2 separate regions of the Homo sapiens genome follow, and region 2 is linked to region 1. The links are chromatin loops, found by intact Hi-C in ENCODE. Cell type or tissue: mammary epithelial cell. All regions are shown on one strand. Links, peaks and the distances in the headings refer to the core of each region. The heading gives the core; the rest is flanking DNA.

Region 1 (4,397 bases), core at 220-4,219:
TGCCTCCTGCCTTCCGTTGAGGGCAGATTGGGACTTGTAGCTGCTATCAGCTGCAAGGAACTGAGGGTCATGCCATTGCATTGCCTGAAACTGGAGATCATTCACAATTCAGTTCATGGTCCAAGAAACAAAAATAATATTTAATGAGCAAAATCTTCTTTGTCTAATTATGGTAAATGTCAAGGTTGAATCCAAGTGCTTTGCTTAAGGTCAAATGCTCAGTGCTATCGAAAAGCATTTAAACCAAAGCTGATGGGCTATTAAAGCCCAGGCTAGTTAAAATAAGGCACAGTTCTTTAGTGATTTATTTCCTCCTATTGGAAGCAGTAATGTTGAAGTTGGAACAGTCCACAGCAGCTTGTGCTTTGCTCTTCTCCGCTGCTCTCTATAGACAGGCGAGGGATTCTCTGATGAAATCAATGCTCCAAGTCTCCTAAAGAGTTACTTTCAAGGACCAGGAATTTCATTTCCATTTGGTCAGTTATTTTAAGGTATTGGCCTCTTTCTGATTTAATTGGTCTGAGGTGAGACCTGGGCATTGGTATTTTTTTGGAGGCTCCCAAGTGAAGTGTTTCTAATATGTACTGGGATTGAGAACAACTGAGCTAAATGCTTGATTTAGTTAATTAAAATAAAATGCTGAAAGCTGATGCCTTTGGGTCCTGAACTCTTCTCCATATTGCTCTGCCCTTACTCATAGTTTTCATTCAAACCAAATATATATTCTTCTCTCCTGCCTCTTATTTTTGGAACCCAGAGCTGTCTCCCAGGAGGTGGCTTGCATTGTTAAGCTCCAGAAAGGGCAAAGTAACAGTTCCATACTCCCTTTGCATTTGGTAGTGAATAGGATGGAAACTATCCCCCAAATATCTGTTAGCCCCATGTCAAATGGATTGGTGAAGACCAGTTTTGAAGGTTCAAGAGAGAGATGAGAATTCACACTACGGGACAGGCCACTTCAGAAAGTCTGAAAAGAATGGGACAGCAAAGCTTTCCTGAGCAATGAAGAAATCTTTCTCCCATTATTTATGCACACTGCTTCACTGTTCCTTCTTTCTTTCTTGTCATACAATAGAAATAATGATCTTGGTACCAGACCCTGTGTTGTGCGAGGACAATTAATCACCCACCTAGTCATTTATTTCCTCATACTCTTCCCCACCAGGACCATTATCCTGTAGGTAAACAGAGGTGCCAGTAAATCACGGACAGAACACAGGTCAGTGGGAGAATGGTTGATTAAGCGTCTCTATAACTTAAAGTTATGTAGTACCTCTCATCCCAAAGGATCTCCAAGCACCAGATAGACTGATGTACGCACTGCTGCAGAACCCCTCTATTTGTCACTTTCTACACCTTTGCGTTAGGGGGCTGGAATGTTTATTGCCCTTTTCAGGCAGTTACCCTAGAAACTGCAGTCATGGGTAAGACAAGAGGAAAAGGAAGGAACTTTTCACTTTCCTGTCCTTTCAAGCAACAGAAATCAACTAGCAATCAGAGAGTAACCTACCCATCCTCTTGGGCAAAATTTCTTTGGTTCATGAAATGCTGCAAATATTACACAATTCCATGTTTCTTCTTTTTCTAAAGAGGGCAGCAACTGAGTAGGCATTGAGGTTGAGTGGTGAGTGTGGACAAGATCTAAAACAAGTATTTCCAGGGTAAAAATATTTAGGGTCTACTAGAATCATAGTCTAGGGGGAAATCACTGTTTGAAAATCTTCATGTTAACTCTGCCCCTTAATCTTTAGTAATAAATGGAGCCTTTTGAAAGAAAAAAGCAATTTCCACTTTTCCTCCCAGTGTTTACTTAAATTGTTTAATTATAATGCTACTTTCAAATTTATCCTTATGGCTCTGATATATATATAAAACCAAAAACAAGTTAAATTATATAATTCAATACAAGTTAAATTCAAACAAAACTACAAAGCCAATTTAACAACCTTAATTTAATGGGAAGGATGATGTTGTTTTGCTGAAACCAAATTACCTTTCAAATGAAAACATGATATTGACTGCTGCCTCATTAATTCTTTTAAATTTGGCATGTCTATGCTACTGGGTGCCATGTGATGACCCATTTTTCCACAATTTCTCTTTATTTGAACTACTATGGAAACTGCCTTTGTAAAGTATACGTATACTATCAACTTATTTGGCCTTAATTTGTGTTAACCCAACATGTCTTTGCAAAGCTTACATCTGTGCCACTGGAATAAACAAGGCCACTGGATTCCTGTGGTATGATTTGATCATGAGTCATTAGAATTATGCAGAAGATAGTAAAACTCAATTTTAAGACTATGATCAAAACGAAGACCTCCAATTAAAAAGATCCTCGTAAAAAATTTTAAGACTCCCCTTAGGGGGGCCTGTGGGAGCCATGGACCTCACATTAAAACATACATACCCAAAGACATTAGGTTTAGGTCAGTAGTAGGTTTGAAGTTGGAATCAAAGCAAAATTCTGGGCAAAAAAAAGAAGCCAAATAAAATTAAATGATTACATGACAATACAATTCATTACTCAATAGAATAATAGACTTGAGTATGGAATCTTGTTATAGGCATGTCCGAGACTGCTATATGTCCAACTGTGTCTGTTCTCTCCTTTTCTCTTTTAGTAAGAAAATTCTCCCCTACTCCATAGGTGCTTTCAGGCATCATGGCTAATCAGCTAGAGGCCACATTTCCCAGTCTCCCTTGAAGCTTGTTGTGGCCATGTGATCAGCTTCTTGTGAATGGGAGCTTGAGTGTAAGTCTTTCACATCTACTCTCTTTTCCTCTTCTCTCTGGCTGGTACTTGGATGTGGCACTGCTGAATCAGCATCAGCCATGCAGCACCACCCTAAAAAGATCTAGAGGAAGAAAATAAAAGAAACCTGGGTCCCAGGATATCCTGGCAGAGCAGAGCTGCCAACCTCTCCTCCTTACCACTATTCTGTTGCATTAGAGAGACATAAACCTCTTTGCTGTTTAAGCCACTATATTTTGAGGTCTCTTTGTTACAGCCTCTGAATCTCTACTTTAGCTGATAGGGGCAGTGGTAGTATAAGATCCTGTTCCACTCATTCAACAAAATAGATTATGTGCTTATTGTATGGCAGGTGCCAGAGAAGAAGACATTTATTTGAGATTGCCCATTTAGTTAATGGTGAGCTGGGGCAAAAATACAGGTCTTCTGACTTCCAGCCCAACACTCTTAGAACTTCATGCTTCCTTCTCATCTAGCTGTGTGGCTAATGCTTCAACTATTGCAATTAATTAGGGGAGGGCTGAGTGTTCCCAGAACTGAGTGTGACCTGGTAGGCTTTACTCTCACATGGCTTCTTAGACCCTTGTTTGTTTGGGGTTTTATTTCCTGAAAGGAAAAAATAATGATAGTCCAAGACAAATTAGAGGAGTTACTAATACAGAAGAAATGTTTATTCATCACTGCAGGACCAACCCTGTCCCCTGTGTATAGAGGGATGTACAGAGCAGCTTACAGTATTGGAGGGATTGGGCTTGCCAGCAATAACATTGGTAGGGAAAGGCAGAGGCTGGAGTATGTAGTCTAAGCCAATGTTCATGCCAGGGGAGAAAACAAACTGGAGTCAGGTTAGGTCGACCTGTCTTAATGTTCCAAAATAGAGTTTGTGGGACAAGAAAAGAAAGTAGCTGAAAACATGATTGGACATACAAGTAATAGATTTTCTTCCTCCACCCTCTAAAAGTAATTCTTTATTGGATCATCTTGTTTTATTTTCCTTAGGGTATTATAATGATCAGATATTTTCTTCTTTTTTTTTGTTCACACTTTTATTGTCTATTTTACCTAAAACAAGATATTTCCATGGCTGTGTAACTTACCACTGATTCTCTAGTGACTAGAAGAATTAGACTCTTAAAAGTATTGTTAGGCTGGGCGTGGTTGCTCATGCCTGTAATCCCAGCACTTTGGGAGGCCAAGGCGGGCAGATCATGAGGTCAGGAGTTCAAGACCAGCCTGGCCAATATGGTGAAACCCCATCTCTACTTAAAATACAAAAAATTAGCTGGGTGTGGCGCCTGAAGTCCCAGCTACTGAAGAGGCTGAGGCAGGAGAATCGTTTGAACCCAGGAGGTGGAGGTTGCAGAGAGCCAAGATCACGCCACTGTACTCTGGCCTGGGCGACAGAGTGAGACTCTGTCTAAAAAAATAAGTATTGTTGGGTGAATAAAAGAAGAAATGAACAAGCGAATGAATAGGAAATGTGACAACACAGAAAATGACCTACATAAATCAGGAAACATAGCACAGTTCTGCTTCTTTGGTGACAATGTAAAGATCATATATTGTCAATATAGACAAAGAAATACTATGCTGTTACCTCTTAGAGGGGGAGCTATCACTCTGCAATACTCTTTTGCCC
Region 2 (4,397 bases), core at 105-4,104, 69 kb after region 1:
GACTCTGAAAAGTCACAGCAAGAGAAGATTCTAACATCGGTCTTTGTCACAAATAGCCTTTACACTTGGAATCACACATGCTCCCATGTCCATATTCATGTATTTATTTAGTAATCCTTATCAAGCCCCTATCGGGTGCCAGGCATGGTTATAGGTGTTGGCAATATCAAGATGAACAGGACAAAGTCCTTTTTCTGAAGGCACTTGCAATCTACTGAGAGAACTGATGGTTCAGCTTGGCATTTCCCAAAATGGGTTTCAGGAAATGCTAATCCTGGGAGATATTCAGCAAAAGTAAACAGAATCCAGGATGTTATGATGAAATAAGTCTGGGGGATTTGGAGATTATAGACTCTGCAGAGTCCTGCAGTAAAGAAAGCTATAATTCATTTTTTATAATGAAATATTTCACAAAGTTGTTTGACCACAGAGCCTCTTTTTGTCTTTTTACCTTATACCATCCAGTGGAATTAGTGCTTCATGGAATACAGTTTGGAAAACTCTGACCTCTTGCCCATAAGGCATAAAACATGGAAGAATATCTCACCATTACAGAGGAAAGGGTAGGAAGGGACTTTGAAAGTCTAAGAATCATGGGCTTCTCTTCAGACTTTTGCTGAGGTATGAGTAGGAAGTCTGATGTCCTCATCACTTAACGTTTGCTGAGATGTTGAAAGGGCCATGAGATGATGGCACATCCATGTTCCTATGAGAAAGGTTCTTGCCAGCACTAATCAATTTGGGCTATGGAGAAAACTCATTTCCTGTATTCCAGGTGCTTGTAGTAATGTGAGTGGTCTTGGATCATTTGGCAAACTGAGCTGTGAATCTCATTTGTTAGCACGCCTGATGATGTGGCAGTCTGGGGGAGTGAGAAGAGCTGTGACTTGACTTCTCAGCTAGATGTATCATGTCAGATACAATTATCGTCAGTCTACAGAGAATATTTGAGCATCCTTCTAATCCCTGGGACATTAAGTCTAGGGTCTAATCACTCCCTTCTCCCACCTCTTTTTTCCCCTTCCCCCCTCTCACAGAGGCTTCTCTAATCCCTTGCGATTATTTGTTTGAGCTGCCCCCTGCATTGTCACTGTTTCTACCTGACTGATATTTCATTAGATCATCATCGACTACCAAACATTTGACTATAATGTAAAGTAAGAATTGTGGTCCAATTTGTGGTCAAAATTCTCTTGTGTTTGTCAGTTCTGGTAGAGCCCAGTCACTGTGACCTTGATTTGCACAACCTGAAAGTGGTCTGTCTGTTTACACTGGGGCTGTATCCCATAGAGACAGCACATGGGTTTGCGCTGTTCATTGACCCCTTGTTTGTTGTTTGTGGGACCTACTTTATTCCTGCCTTCGCTAAATATTGTTCTTGTTGTCATGCAACACGGTTTTTCCCTTGGCCCTAGCATTGTGTGCCTTCTCTCTCTGCCCGGACTTGTTTCAGACAGGATGACTGCAGTGACAATGGATGAGGAATGAAATCAGCTGCTCCTTTAAAGGACATCTTGCCTAAGTGGATTTTGGGAAACTATGATCTTTTCAGCCCCCACTGAATATATACCGAATTCATCTTTGATACAGATTTCTTAGAATGGATGTAAGTTTACATGTGCATGCACACAGCATAATAAAAGTAGGCATATGAGGTGCATATTTGTGTGTGTATATGTAAGTATGTGCACATGCATGGGGTATAAAGTATTGTGGTTTGAAACACTGATCAGGGTTTGAATCCTCGCTCTGTCGTTTATGGCTGGTTTTATTTAGCAAGTTACTTCCCCTCGCTGATGTGGCCCTATCACCTTCCAATCTGCAGACTGAGGATAATTGTGTCTATATCATAGGTTGACTGCAGGTATTAAATGAGATAATCCATTTAACATACTTAGCATAGTTCCCTGGCAAAATGGGAATACTTGAGAAATTAAAGTTGTCATATACTCCTCCCCTTCCTTCTTGTACTGTTCTCACTAACACAAGTTTCACAAGGAATTGAGAAGGAATGATACTGGGTGTTTTCGTCTATAGTTTGACGAAACTTACATGATCCTCTTGAGGCTCCCTTTTTCAGGCCAAAGTCCCATTCTATTCATCTGTGACTCTGTCAGAGAGAGAAAAAAAAAGAGAATCCCAAAAGACTTGGCATACATCTGTCTGTTGACACTTGCTCTCTCTCCTTGGTTTTAACATGCATCCACCTTCCAGCCTTAGGAGAAATGCCTTTCACATGCCATGGCTTCATTTCTCTGTGTTTGAAATAGGGCTGGTGGCAGGTTCTTGTAGGCATGTGAGGGATAATGTCTTATAGAACAGGTGGTTCTGGGCTAATGATGCTCCACCCCAAACACTGAGGCCCCCTTAAAAGTCTGCAGATGAGACGTTGCTCATGGCCATCCACCTGTTGTGATTCAAGCTTAGAGCCAGCCAGGAATCCTCAGGCAAAAAGAAGTTTCCCTTGATCGTGTTCTAGCTTGCAGAGCTGGGGGAGGTAACTATAATAAGGACTAGCCTGCCTGAAGTTGCTGTCAGCTCAGGGCTTCGGGACCCATTGGACATACCATTACAAATGCATCACCCTGGCTCAACATATTTCTACACTTGACATCTGTTGTTGGCCAGCTGCCTTTGGTGGACAGAAAATCTGGCTTCTGCTTCACATAGGGGAATCTGGATAGGAGGACAGTAACAGTAATTCTGGAAGCTTTTGGCAAAGAGGTAGACAGTGGCAGATCAAGACCCCTGATGTAGTCCTAATGCACTCTGACTCAGAAAGAAGATTTTAAAGTGTGCAAGCCTGGGAACAGGTGGGATAGTTTGTAGAATTCTTGGGTCTTGGGAAAACGAGATTGGATTTTTAGGGTATAGCTTATATTTCATTGTTTTTAATGTCGTCATTCTAGTGCTTTGATTGATATAATATTTGTTGAATTGTATAGCCAAGTTTTATTTATTTCTTTTTGAGACTGGATCTTGGTCTGTCACCCAGGTTGAAGTGCAGTGGCACAATCATGGTTTGCTGCAGTCTTGACCTGCTGGGCTCGAGTGATCCTCCCACCTCAGCTTCCTGAGTAGCTGGGACCACAGTTGTGTACCACCATGCCCAGCTAATTTTTAAATTTTTTGTAGAAACCAGGGGGTGTGGTGCGGGGGTGGGTTTGCTATGTTGCCCAGGCTGGTCTCAAACTCCTGACCTCAAGCCATTCCCCACCACGGCCTCCCAAAGCTCTAGGATTACAGGCATGAGCCATCACACCTGGCCGCCAAATATTTTTAGATGCATTATTCAATTATTTTATTCAGTAACCAATGCTAATAAAAATAAGACCTATTCAGCTCATATTCCAACATTTGAAATAACCCAGAAGCAGCTGTCCTTCAAGGATTTCCAGCACCACAGTTGTTGAGGATAATGGCAACTGGGGGCACCTTCAAGCTCCTAGAGTTTGGGTTTTGTTCCCTTTGGGTATGGATGTAGAATTTCTGTTTTTAAAGTAAAGCAGCAGGGGGCAAGATAAATGGAAGAGGGATTAGAGAAAAGGGACTAGGAAATGTAAAAGCAAGTGGGTGGAGCCCACAATGCCATGATATAAACCTGAACAGACTGCTTGAAAAGGCCATGTATGTGTGGGCCCCTGGAGGAGACATTACATCTCGCCTCCTTCGTTCCCTTGCCATCTGTGTCTTTTTCTGTTCTGCAGAGAATAATGGTAATGTCTGACAAATATGCATTTTTTTCTTCAAAAACCCTTTATGCTCATTGTGTTTTTTCAACTGCAGTGACATCAACAATCTCATCCCTGTGCCTCCATCCTCTCGAGGCTGTAGGGAAATGCCGTGGCAAGGTTTCTTGTCCGTGGTTGTCCAGCAGCATAAAGGAGGGGCAGATTCCATGGATGTGGGTTCAGAGTATAGCCCAGAAGATCAGAATCCCTTTCAAGGCCACTAAGAAGTCAGGATTATTATCTTTCATCTTTAGACAAGTGGGAAAGGAGAACCAGTGCAAAGTACAGCTTTACATGGACTGGAGGGAAGGTGCCTTTTTGGTAACGCATTCTCCTGGATATAGTAAAAGCAGCATCACCAAACTGTGATTTTCAAAGGAATATGCTTATTTGAGAGGCAGAGACTTTGCTCCCACCTCCAGAGATTCTGAGGGAAGATGTCTGGACTGTGGTCCAGGAATAAGACTTTTAAGCAAGCATCCCAGGTAGTTTCAATACAGGTGGTCTGGGGAGTGTGTTGTAAATGAGAACATGGGCTTCTGATGCACACAGACTGAGTCCCAGCTCTGCCACTTACTGTATAACCTTGATTAAGGTACTTAATCTTTCTGTGCCTTGGTTTCTTCATATATAAAATGCAAGATAGTAATGCAATTGTGAGGACTA

The links. A loop is a pair of places that touch in the nucleus more often than their neighbours do. Peaks named below come from ENCODE experiments on the same cell type or tissue, not always from the same donor. Only the 100,000 strongest peaks of a DNase experiment are listed, where the experiment ranks them.
Region 2: it touches region 1 in a loop (2.7-fold over the local background); 4 of 110 quality-filtered maps call a loop at or near these places.

The regions. Positions count from the first base shown.
Region 1 is chr11:35,582,360-35,586,756 of GRCh38, reverse strand. No RefSeq gene overlaps it. Among named protein-coding and RNA genes, the nearest start is that of FJX1, 34 kb to the left of the region's middle. In mammary epithelial cell, for the core only: no CTCF peak of the experiment used is centred there; a DNase peak (open chromatin) is centred at 2,236; H3K27ac peaks cover 1,531 bases.
Region 2 is chr11:35,513,576-35,517,972 of GRCh38, reverse strand. All of the region lies in intron 1 of PAMR1 (peptidase domain containing associated with muscle regeneration 1), which reads left to right. Among named protein-coding and RNA genes, the nearest start is that of PAMR1, 9.8 kb to the left of the region's middle. In mammary epithelial cell, for the core only: no CTCF peak of the experiment used is centred there; DNase peaks (open chromatin) are centred at 1,382 and 2,512.